Regions from separate parts of the Homo sapiens genome. Here region 1 is linked to region 2. The links are chromatin contacts, found by Hi-C in ENCODE. All regions are on one chromosome and are shown on one strand. The core of a region is the stretch at or near the end of the contact, and the rest is flanking DNA. Distances in the headings are between cores, read along the strand shown. Region 1 holds the start of OR2A14 (olfactory receptor family 2 subfamily A member 14). Region 2 holds the start of EPHA1 (EPH receptor A1).

What was found. A loop is a pair of places that touch in the nucleus more often than their neighbours do. Pooled maps may share reads with other maps.
Region 1: a loop to region 2 is called in a map with no recorded cell type, with 2.7 times the contacts of the local background. The contact joins the promoter of OR2A14 here to the promoter of EPHA1 in region 2. A Hi-C loop is called at or near these places in 2 of 37 single-sample maps with no recorded cell type and 8 of 50 pooled maps.

The regions. Positions count from the first base shown.
Region 1 is chr7:144,119,355-144,126,466 of GRCh38, reverse strand. It overlaps OR2A14 (olfactory receptor family 2 subfamily A member 14), which reads right to left and starts at 3,291. Exons shown (of 2, transcript NM_001001659.3): 1 at 3,203-3,291. It also overlaps the pseudogene OR2A15P.
Region 2 is chr7:143,407,606-143,413,364 of GRCh38, reverse strand. EPHA1 (EPH receptor A1) reads left to right here and starts at 4,509. Exons shown (of 18, transcript NM_005232.5): 1 at 4,509-4,641; 2 at 5,687-5,754. The coding sequence starts at 4,560. It overlaps EPHA1-AS1 (EPHA1 antisense RNA 1), which reads right to left and starts at 5,552. Exons shown (of 5, transcript NR_033897.1): 1 at 5,479-5,552. RefSeq lists an enhancer at 3,825-4,437.

The DNA of each region.
Region 1 (7,112 bases), core at 2,042-4,541, 710 kb before region 2:
TCTACACAGAGAACAGTAATGGAACAGTAAACGCAAAGTCTCTGAACAAGATGCACTTGGTGAGTTCTGGGAAGAGAAAGAAAGAAACACAATGTACCTGAACCATAGTGAGCAGGAGATTGTACTTATTCTTTGTAACCTTGTTTATATTTTTAACAATCTGAAATTGACATAAAAAATTCATCAGTTTAGCTGATATACTTTTGACTTTATAATAATTGATTTACTTTTAGATTCATGAAAGCAGAATACAGTTAAAAGATATGTATGTACAGAACTTCCAATGAGCACATATTTGAAATAGGAAACTGTTTAATTTTCTGCACAATATAATTTTAATGCCAGAATGGTAGTTGTCAATTTTTGGACACAGCAAATGTTGTGTTAATGTCCCAATGAATCAAGCTGAAAAGGAGAAGCCTTTTATCCCTGAGACCTCCAAGCACATGGATATTTTGCATATTTTTAGTCCCTCCTGGCTCCCATCTGTGGTGTACACATCTGTGCTCCTACTGTTCCAAGGCCCAGTGACCTAGGTAGCAGGCATTTGGATGCTTTAGGAGTAAAAAAAAAATCCAGTCATTACCAAATAAATACAATTGTTTGGTTAATCTAAATTCATAATTAAGCAAATCTGGGTTTATAGTTTTATTTGTAATTTTTGTAAAGTAAGGAATTTCGGGGAAAAAAACCCCAGCAGCCTAGAATAAACTATTTCTAAAGAGCAGGAATAAAGAAAGAAACAAATAGAATTCTTAGTGAAAGTGAAATTTAATCAGACGTGAACTACATCCAAACTGTATAAAACTCTGGTTATCAACTGTGCTTTTAACAGTTGTGTACAAGAGGCCACAAGGAGAAAAGTCTATAATGGTGGCTACCTACACACAAAAATTGTCCATCTGTTCAATTGTGAAGTTAAGTAAACAAATATACAGTATAAGAGGAAAATAGTTTTTTTCCTTTTATTTATTGGCATCCTTTTGTATTTTGGATTTCACAGTTCAAGTAGTCAGACTTTTCTTTTAGAAAAGCCTGTGGAAGTTCAATAAAGAATCAGATATCTGAAAGGAAGATTTATTTAGGCATCCACTCCAGTTACACATTACAGAACAATCTTCAGTGGATGGAGTAAGGGAAAAAACTGCATGGATACATTTTTCTGTTCTTAAAGAGCAAAGCAAATTTAGCAGTGACAGAAAAAAATATGGTCTCTGAATAAGAATGAAAGCAACAGGAGTAACAGTCTTGGCCAGAACACTATTCCAGTCTTGATTCTGAGCAATGAACATGACGCATTTGAGTCACGTATTCTAAGGCTCATTATTGTCAAATGTAAAATGTTGACCACAGATACCAAAAGGACTGATGTGAAGAAGAAATACCATCGCACTGGTACATTATAGGAATTTAATAAATGTCAGCTGTTACTAATGATATTAAAGAGATCGTAAAATTGAGGGAAGTATTAAAGCATAGGAATTGGAAATCCAGTGCAATCATCATGGTGTTGCAAACACTTTCACGTTTATCTTGCTTTTCTTTTTGGCTGTTTTTGAGTTTAAATATAAGACACACATTTTGCTTTGATTTCCTAATATAAATGTTCCTATATTTTGATTTTTAAAATTAAAAAGCAATTTAAAGAAATGGAAGACTCCTTTGAAGTAACCACACTCCCTTACTGAAGAAAAAAAAATACAGGCTGTAATAGTAAGAGGTCAATCCCACCATGCTAAATATCCCAATGATAGAGAGAGGATTAATTTTTTGGAAAGAAAAGGGGGGCGTATTTAGGGTGTTTAGCACTGACACAAAAGAAAAGTTTCTATTGAAAATTGTCTTAGAATGGGAGCCCTGGGGCCTCCAGCAGTGGGGTTGTAAGGCAGCACTGATTTGTCAAATCTTTGCAATTACTCAGAAATAACTTGCCATCTCCAATAATATACTTTGACACTGAGCTTAGTCCTAGGGAGCAGCCTAGTTTTTTTTTTTTTTTTTTTTGAGACGGAGTTTCGCTCTTGTTGCCCAGGCTGGAGTGCAATGGTGAGATCTCGGCTCACCGCAACCTCCGCCTCCCAGGTTCAAGCAATTCTCCTGCCTCAGCTCCCCAAGTAGCTGGGATTACAGGCATGCACCACCATGCCTGGCTAATTTTGTATTTTTATTAGAGATGGGGTTTCTCCGTGTTGGTCAGGCTGGTTTCAAACTCCTGACCTCAGGTGATCTGCCTGCCTTGGCCTCCCAAAGTGTTGGGATTACAGGCGTGAGCCACTGCACCCGGCCGCAGCCTAGTGTTAAAAACAAATGAACAAGCATGGATTCCTGAGCCCTGCAGCCTGGGTTCAGATCCTGGCTTTGCTGCATACTAGCTTTATGACTTCTCTGTGCCTCTTCATGCCTCAGTTTCCCAATCTACAAAATGGGGTAATAAATTCTGTCTCATAACATAGTTGTGAGGATTAAATGCATTAACTCACATAAGAACTTAGGTTTTTTAGATATATAATTAGGGATATGAGAACCATCGTTAAGGAGAATGTCTGGATCCAGTCATCATAAGGAGACATGTTCTGTGCTCAATGGTTCCTCTGCTAAAATCAGAAAAAAAAAAGAGAACCTGTACCCTGACAGGCACTGGCTTTTCCCTGTGAGTGAATGGTGCCTGTATCCAGAACAACTGAGAAGGGGATCTTGTCTGGTGACACAACGCTTCTGAGAATGTGCAGGACTAGGCAGTTAGCAGAGGGGCAAGGAGGATACATCCCTGGGTAAGCAAACCACTTACAAACTCTACTTCAGTTTTTAAAATTAGCATTATTTGTAAAAAAGAGTCACCTGAGCCGCATAGCCCCTGACAATCATTGGAGCCCTTTAGCCAGATCATACCCTATAGGGATGGTTATCTGATCCTCTTCTATGGCACAGTGATGACAAAGCCAGGAGCTGCCACAGGGTAATGAGGGGATATGGATGGAGGGGCCGAGAAGGTCAGAGGTACATGGCCATATCCTGGGATAGACGGTGGCCCCTAGAGGTCCCCTCAGGACCCTAGCTATAAATACAGACTTAGAAGCAGAAGGAGACCACATAGCACGGGCATTTCATCGCTACTATCTGGAGCCAGTGATTTCATTCACTGCCCCTTTCCCATTTCCATCTGTAAACCCTTTCTCAAGGCAAATACACCACATTTACTTACAGTACAATAATCTGTGGTCTTTTCTTCTAACATACCCTTGGGCTTGCTAGGAACCTCAAAGACAGGAAAGGCAGAATGGATAGACTGGGATTGATTCTCCTCGCTAATGAGGCCTTCTTGGGAGGTGAAGCCCAGATACAAAGCTCTCCTGAACTTTATGATACAATTAGTTGTGTAAGCCAGGCTTTTTCTACCATCATTTGACTAGACACTCACTCCCTGCAGAGAAAAATAATAATTGAGAGAACAGAACCCAGTGGTAATACTTCTAATCATATCTCTCCAGAGACAATTAAAGATATTTGCTACTTTCCTATTAGCAGGCAAACCAGTGAAGGCATTGCCCATGTTTATTCATTTTGTTCTTTCAGCATTCCCATGGGATGTGTTATGTGTGTTTACTTGGGATTGGACAGGGACAGGATTTCTGTTAAAAGACAAGACTCTTGCACAGAAGATTTAAAAACCAAGATCATGTCTTAAATTAATTTCTTTCAATACTTATTCTATCAATCTTAAAATTGTTCCACTCTCTAATTCCTAGTTTCCCTAGAGGAGAGCCAATGATCTCTTGGTCTCTGCTGGTTAGAGGTCCCTGAATTCTGTTAAAGCATCACTTCAGAAAAATAGCTTTCTCTCAATGGAGAAAACGTCATTGTAAAATAACTACTGCAAATTTCTCACAAATATTATTGACTTGGTAGTTCAGGTATACTTCATCTTCTTCCTTGAATTTCTTCAGTGTGCCTTCCATCTCAAGCATTTCTTAGCCACATATTTATTTCCTTATTGTGGGTTAGTGCCTACAGATAAAATGGCCATACTCTTTCTTTCTCTATCCTTTTTTTTTTTGCACTAAGTGATAAAGTTTGACGATTGTAAAATCCTTCCAGTTCTTACCCTCTGAGTGTCTTTTCTTAACCTAGATCTCAATAGAGGTTTAATTCTTAAATTATGGTGGAGGGAGCACTTCAAAATAATAGTAATAGATTTAACCTATCATGGAGAACAGTAAAAGATATATCCAAGAGGAGTATAATTGGAGTTATTTTTCTTTTAACATAATCTGTGTGACCAATAGAGGCTTACTCTACTTACCTCATTATTCTTCAAAGCACACACTCTACTTCATTCAAGTACTACCCCTAGCAGCTCCCAGTCTTGAAATTCTTATTCCTTATTTCAAGACAATTTTAACTGTTCTACCCACTTGACTTCATACTTAATACTGATTCTGCAAAGCACTCTTGGAGCCCTCTTCACCAATCCAACCCAAACTGGTCTCCCTTGTGAAATAGAACATAACATTTACATTTAGCATGCTTTCAGGTTGTACATAAATAGCTTTTTACTCCCAGTATTTTTATCATTAACGTTTTCTAAAAAGTTACCACAGAAAATTAATTTGATCACCAACATTTGGTGGGCTCTTTTTTGGTTCCATATGAACTTTAAAGTAGTTTTTTTCCGATTCTGTGAAGAAAGTCATTGGTAGCTTGATGGGGATGGCATTGAATCTATAAATTACCTTGGGCAGTATGGCCATTTTCACGATATTGATTCTTCCTACCCATGAGCATGGAATGTTCTTCCATTTCTTTGTATCCTCTTTAATTTCATTGAGCAGTGGTTTGTAGTTCTCCTTGAAGAGGTCCTTCACATCCCTTGTAAGTTGGATTCCTAAGTATTTTATTCTCTTTGAAGCAATTGTGAATGGCTCTCATGATTTGGCTCTCTGTTTGTCTGTTATTGGTGTATAAGAAAGCTTGTGATTTTTGTACATTGATTTTGTATCCTGAGACTTTGCTGAAGTTGCTTATCAGCTTAAGGAGATTTGGGGCTGAGACAATGGGGTTTTCTAGATATACAATCATGTCGTCTGCAAACAGGGACAATTTGACTTCCTCTTTTCCTAATTGAATACCCTTTATTTCCTTCTCCTGCCTAATTGCCCTGGCCAGAACTTTGAACACTATGTTGAATAGGAGTGGTGAGAGAGGGCATCCCTGTCTTGTGCCCGTTTTCAAAGGGAATGCTTCCAGTTTTTGCCCATTCAGTATGATATTGGCTGTGGGTTTGTCATAGATAGCTCTTATTATTTTGAAATATGTCCCATCAATACCTAATTTATTGAGAGTTTTTAGCATGAAGAGTTGTTGAATTTTGTCAAAGGCCTTTTCTGCATCTATTGAGATAATCATGTGGTTTTTGTCTTTGGTTCTGTTTATATGCTGGATTACATTTATTGATTTGCATATATTGAACCAGCCTTGCATCCCAGGGATGAAGCCCACTTGATCATGGTGGATAAGCTTTTTGATGTGCTGCTGGATTCGGTTTGCCAGTATTTTATTGAGGATTTTTGCATAAATGTTCATCAAGGATGTTGGTCTAAAATTCTCTTTTTTGGTTGTGTCTCCGCCCAGCTTTGGTATCAGGATGATGCTGGCCTCATAAAATGAGTTAGGGAGGATTCCCTCTTTTCCTATTGATTGGAATAGTTTCAGAAGGAATGGTACCAGTTTCTCCTTATACCTCTGGTAGAATTCGGCTGTGAATCCATCTGGTCCTGGACTCTTTTTGGTTGGTAAGCTGTTGATTATTGCCACAATTTCAGATCCTGTTAAAGGATTCCCTATTTAATAAATGGTGCTGGGAAAACTGGCTAGCCATATGTAGAAAGCTGAAACTTGATCCCTTCCTTACACCTTATACAAAAATTAATTCAAGTTGGATTCAAGACTTAAATGTTAGAGCTAAAGCCATAAAAACCCTAGAAGAAAACCTAGGCATTACCATTCAGGACATAGGCATGGGCAAGGACTTCATGTCTAAAACACTAAAAGCAATGGCAACAAAAGCCAAAATTGACAAATGGGATCTAATTAAACTAAAGAGCTTCTGCACAGCAAAAGAAACTACCATCAGAGTGAACAGGCAACCGACAAAATGGGAGAAAATTTTCGCAACCTACTCATCTGACAAAGGGCTAATATCCAGAATCTACAATGAACTCAAACAAATTTACAAGAAAAAAACAAACAACCCCATCAAAAAGTGGGCAAAGGACATGAACAGACACTTCTCAAAAGAAGACATTTATGCAGCCAAAAGACACATGAAAAAATGCTCATCATCACTGGCCATCAGAGAAATGCAAATCAAAACCACAATGAGATACCATCTCACACCAGTTAGAATGGCAATCATTAAAAAGTCAGGAAACAACAGGTGCTGGAGAGGATGTGGAGAAATAGGAACACTTTTACACTGTTGGTGGGACTGTAAACTAGTTCAACCCTTGTGGAAGTCAGTGTGGCGATTCCTCAGGGATCTAGAACTAGAAATACCATTTGACCCAGCCATCCCATTACTGGGTATATACCCAAACGACTATAAATCATGCTGCTATAAAGACACATGCACACGTATGTTTATTGAGGCACTATTCACAACAGCAAAGACTTGGAACCAACCCAAATGTCCAACAATGATAGAGTGGTTTAAGAAAATGTGGTACATATACACCATGGAATACTATGCAGCCATAAAAAATGATGAGCTCATGTCCTTTGTAGGGACATGGATGAAATTGGAAATCATCATTCTCAGTAAACTATCGCAAGGACAAAAAACCAAACACCGCATATTCTCACTCATAGGTGGGAATTGAACAATGAGAACACATGGACACAGGAAGGGGAACAGCACACTCTGGGGCCTGTTGTGGGGTGGGGGGAGGGGGGAGGGATAGCATTAGGAGATATACCTAATGCTAAATGACAAGTTAATGGGTGCAGCACACCAGCATGGCACATGTATACATATGTAACTATCCTGCACATTGTGCACATGTACCCTAAAACTTAAAGTGTAATAATAATTAAAAAAAAAAAAAAAAGAAATGGGA
Region 2 (5,759 bases), core at 3,260-5,759:
GTGAAGTGCGGCAGCCTGCGTAGGTGCTGTAATAAGTGGTAACTATTATTATCCCCGCCCCTGTTGCCTGGTGGTAAATGGGGATCAGAGAACAGATAGGTAAGAACACAGACAAGAAGGAAAGGGAAGGACCTAACTAGGCTTATGATTAAAGACGTGCAGAATCCACCAGAAGGCTGTACTGGTAAGTGCCATTTCCTCCCTCCCACAGCCCACACGGTCTCCTGGATTTTGCTGCCTGCAAGTTTGGGCTGGCCCACAACAGCCAACCAAAGTCGTTTGGGTCCCATCCATGAGGGCCCTTGCTAGGGGACTTGATACTGTTACAGGAAAGGGGTCTGGATCAAGATCCCAAGAGAGGGTTCTTGGATCTCATGCAAGAAAGAATTCAGGGTGAGTCCATAGAGTAAAGTAAAAGCCAGTTGATTAGGAAAATAAAGGAATAAAGAATGGCTGCTCCATAAACAGAGCAGCCCTCAGGGTTGCTGGTTGCCCATTTTTATGGTTATTTATTGATTATATGCCAAACAAGGGGTAGATTATTCACGTCTCTCCTTTTTAGACCATATAGGGTAACTTCCTCACGTTGCCATGGCATTTGTAAATTGTCATCGGTGCTGGGGGGAGTGTAGCAGTGAAGACGACCCCAGGACCCTCTAGTGGCCATCTTGGTTTTGGTGGGTTTTGGCCAGCTTCTTTACCGCAAACTGTTTTATCAGCAAGGTTTTTATGACCTGTAACTTGTGCCTACCTCTTATCTCATCCTGTGACTTAGAATGCCTTAACTGTCTGGGAATGCAGCCCAGTAGATCTCAGCCTCATTTCACCCAGCCCCTACTCAAGATGGAGTTGCTCTGGTTCACATGCCTCTGACAATACTAGTCCAAAAAATTAGTTTGTACTAATTCTCTCATAGTAGTTGCTAGCAACATCCTGGGTTACCCTGCTGGTGATGTTGGTTGCATTTTGACCAGAGCCTATGGATATACAAGACCATGACCTAGGCTGGGTGTAATTTCACCTTATCCTCAGTCAGAAAGGAGCTGGGTAGGGAGTAGAAGGGGAATAATATGAACAGGGTAGTGTTAACGTCAAGTTTGTAAGAACAAGCCACAGCCTGGGCTGCAGGGACTCTGCAGGCTTTCCTTTCTGACTGCAGAATGAGAACAGGGCCAGACGCCAGAAGGGGAAAGAGGTGTCCCTCTGGGAGGCCCTGTCTGCTACGAGGCCTGTGGTTCCTAGGGGACCAAAAAAAAGGAGGAGTTTTGGGGTTTGATTTTGTAATTTTAAATGATGTCTTAGGGCATCTCTATAGGGAATACTGCCCAGCATCGAAAAAGAGAAACTGTTGATGGAGGCAACAAGAAAGATGGATCTTAGAAGGATGAGTCTTAGAAGGATGGATCTTGGGAGCATCATACTAAAGAGAAAGACCCAGAGTCCAGAGACGGCATAAAATTCTGGAAAGGATAAAACTCACCCAAATGGACAGAAACCCTAAGGCTGGAGGTGGGATTGATTCACAGGAGCACCAGTGAATGTTTTTAGATGCTGAAACTGCTCTGCATCTTGACTGAGGTGGTGGTGCATATACATTTGTGAGAGCCCATTGAACCGTACACTTGGAATGGCTGCAACTTATTTTATGCAAGTTGTCCCTCAGTAAAGTTGATTTTGGAATGGAAAAATAATGATGTCTTAGTAATTGAGGTTGTTCTGCTCTGGGAGCAAGCTGGGAGGCCTGCAGGAGAACTCCAGCAATTCCTAGCCTCCACCATTCTCCTAGCCAATTAACATTTGCTCAGTACCTTACAGTTCATAAAGCACTTTCTCCTCTTTTGATCATTACACTGACTCTGTGGGGTGGACGTGATTAATCTCATTTTATAGCTAAGGAAACTGAGGCACATTATGGCTAAGGGAACTGGCCAAAGTCTCCTGACTCAAAATCCTGCTAGCTTTTTATTTTCTGAGACCATCCCTGAATATAGCCTCAGAAATCATCTAGGTCTAGGGAAACTGAAACCATGGTCCAGAGAACATAAATAATTTGACAAAAGTTGTACTGCTAGTTAAGAACAGAGACTAAACTTGAAGATGTGCCTCCTCTCATGACAAACTAACCAGAAAATGTCAAATCAAGATAATCCTGAAAGGAGACAGAAAGTGGACATTCATTCCCCATATGCAGAGACTTTCAGACCAGGATAAAGAGCCTATCCTAAAACAAAAAGCAAGACTTTTTTTTCCAGGGTTCTAGACTCCATGTCTCACTGCATGGAGCAGTCTCCCCCACTCCACACACCCACCCCCCACCCCCCACCCTCTGGAGTCCCAAGGGTCTTGTAACTTTAACAAACTGCAGCAGCAAGCACATGCATTACCTCACCACAGTCTGGCTTATGTCCTAGCAGCAATTGTCCAACGCTTGCTCCATTTCCCCCCTTCTGTTGGCTTTGTACCCTTCGCCCATTCCTCCCTGCTGAAATCACAAAGCTCTGACCCCCGCCAGCCAGCGTGAGCCTCCTCCTCCTTCCTGGAGTCTTTAACATTAGAAAAGAGGCCTCTGGTGCAGAGCAATGTGTGTCAGATGGCCCCTCTGTATACACATTTTAAAAGCATGTAAGTGTGGGAGTAGAGGGAGAGAGGGAGGGAAAAATACACGATGGTGTGTACACAGCGAGGAAGCAATCCTGGGAGGACTTACAAGAAACAGTTGATGGTGGTTAACTTGGGGAACAGAAATTAGAGTGTTGGAGGGCAGAGGGTTCTACTTCCCATTTTGTTTCTGTATGTTCAACATGAATTTCCTAACCAATGTACATGAATTACATTTATTTATGCAAATAAGGATAGTCTGAGCCAAGAACTGATGGGCCGTGTTTGTCATATACGTATCTGCATAAGAAAGCAAAAAAAAAAAACAAAAAACCTGAGAAGCATTACATTTTGAAAATGAGAAAAAGCACCTATAATCCACCACCTCCCTTCATTCACAGTACCGAAATGTGCAACAATGTAAATGATAGAAAAATTATGAACAATTTACCCAGATGGGATGGAGCGAAAGAAGGAGGGGCCAGGAGTGGACCCCCAGCCTCTTTAGTAAATGCATCACTCCCCTTTGAGCTACTGTGATCCCTGTGTGTACCTTGCCTGGGGTCCACTCCTGCCCGCCATTTCAATCATTTGTGCAATTATTTATGTCTCAACCCCCAGCATCCCCAAATTAATAGCTTATATAGGGCAAGACATTGTCCTTCTGTTCTTAGGTGCTTCTAGAGCTTCCTGCATGCATAGCAGAAACTGAACAAACATTTACTAAATAGAATATAAGAAAGTCTCGGCAGAGCGCAGTAACTCAGGCCTGTAATTCCAGGACTTTGGGAGGCAGAGGCAGGGAGATCACTTGAGATCAGGAGGGATCACCTAAGGTCAGGAGTTCGACACCAGGCTGGCCAACATGGTGAAACCCCGTCTCTACTAAAAATAGAAAAATTAGCTGGGTGTGGTGGTGCACGCTTGACGCTTGTGATCCCAGTTACTCGGGAGGCTGAGGCAGGAGGATCGTTTGAACCAGGGAGGCGGAGGTTGCAGTGAGCCAAGATTGCACCACTGCACTGCAGCCTGGGCCACAGAGCGAGACTCCATCTCAAAAAAGAAAAAGAATATAAGGAAGTCCGCAAGAAAGTGAGAGGGCACGTGGTTTGACACCACTAAGATGGGTTAAAATATCCTTCCCTGCCACCTGTGGCTGGAACCTTAACCAGATATTCATGTCTGCTGTGTAAGTGCATGTCAAGGTTCAAACTCCTTTTCTTGTTTACCCAGCCCTGGCCCACACCTGCCTTTCTGCCCTGATTCCCAAGACAAATCCTGCGCCCCAGCAGTCAAACTGGTCCATTCACCACTCCCTGGGCGCACCTTGAGGCTCCCTGCCTTCAGGCCCTTGCTGGTGCCTTTCCCAATCTCTGCCACTGAAAACCCAGGTCACACCAGCTCTCCCTGAAGACTCAACTAATGTGCCCCGATGACTGGGCTTGCTTCCTCTTCTAATCTCCAGATGCTTCACTGCAGGTTGTACCCCACCTTGCATTGTGGTCATCTAAGCCTCCCCTGCTAGAGGGTGAAGATATGACTCTTACCCCTTGCCTTCCCCGGCCCTATTACCCAGCTCTGGGGCCTGCACAAAGACAGAAAGAGGAATATAGGAGTGTAATTCAAGTCAGAGGTAGAATTAGGTTAAAAGCTGGATCAAGATTGGGTTGAGTTTAGGATTAGAATTGGGAAAAGGTTCGTCAATTCTTAATCCCACCTACTAGGCGGCGCCCGCAGTCTCATTCGGGTCAAGACGCCTCCGGTTCTTGAATTTGATTACCAGTCTAGCAAGTTTCTTTCCTGCCCTACTGTCCCTTTAAGGAGGTGAACCAGGTGAGGCCGGGACTCCGCCCCCGGCGCTGGCCCCGCCCCCCGCCCCCGCCCGGCCCGCCCGGCTCTCCTAGTCCCTTGCAACCTGGCGCTGCCATCCGGGCCACTGTCCCAGGTCCCGGCCCGGAGCTATGGAGCGGCGCTGGCCCCTGGGGCTAGGGCTGGTGCTGCTGCTCTGCGCCCCGCTGCCCCCGGGGGCGCGCGCCAAGGAAGGTACCGACCCCCGCCCCCGCGCCCCCAACCCCCGCGCCCCGCCCCTTCCCGGGGCCCGGCCAGCACCCCCCTGCAGAAGCCGGCATTCCTAGGGGCCATGTTCCCCGAGACCCTCGCCAGCTCTCTCGCTGTGCCCGACCGCCAGGCTATCGACTGGCCAGGCCCATCTTTGGTCTTTAACCCCAAGCGGCTGCTCTCCCGGGTCAGTCACCCCCACTCCCGCAGGCCAGCAATCTGCTCCTGGGAGTGGGGAGGGAATTCCGGACCCTTGCCAGGAAGTAGCACCTGCACCCGCACCCCTGCCTGCATTCCCAGACAGTCCCAGCTTCAGGTGCCCACCCCAGAGATCTGAGCCCTTGGAAGTTGAAGGTGGGAAGTCGCCTCCTGCCAACCTAGGCCAGGGACAGAGGGAGCTGCCTCCGGGAGAAGGGTTAGGACTGACGCCACAGGGGTTCCCAGTTGTCCGAGTCGAATATTCCATGTGAAAGTTGGAACACCCTCTCCGGCCTTACTCCCCCCCACTTCCCAGGCAGGTAGCTGTGCCTCTTATCCCCACTTCACGGCTCTGATCACTGGCCAGGTCAGGCCAAAGCAGGCTTCGGACAGTGGAGGTGAGCCTCCCTACCCAGGAAACCCCTTCTGAGGTCCCCGGTCCACCCTGCCCACTCCTGGCTAGCAGAGGTGAGCTCCTCCTGCCCTCCACGCGTTCCAATCCTGCAGCTGATGGGTGTCCCAGGACGCAGCAGCCTGGGTAACTGAGCGTCTCGTGGGGCTGCTCTTCTTGCATTGACTTTGGTCAAAGACCCAGCGCCCCAACCCTTGTCCCACTCTACCTGCCTTCCTTCACACACACAAAGAAGAGTGAAATCCCTGGAGCTCTTCACTCCTCAGTCCTGAGCCCTTTTTCTCCCCTAAGCCTCAGGAAGTCACAGCTTTTAGGAACAGGATGTTGCAGCCTGGGGCTGAGGCCCCAGAATGATTAATGTGGGCTGCAGGGGCACCTCCTCCCCCAGAGGTGACAGACTTCTTTTCTCCCCACTTTCAGTTACTCTGATGGACACAAGCAAGGCACAGGGAGAGCTGGGCTGGCTGCTGGATCCCCCAAAAGATGGGGTAAG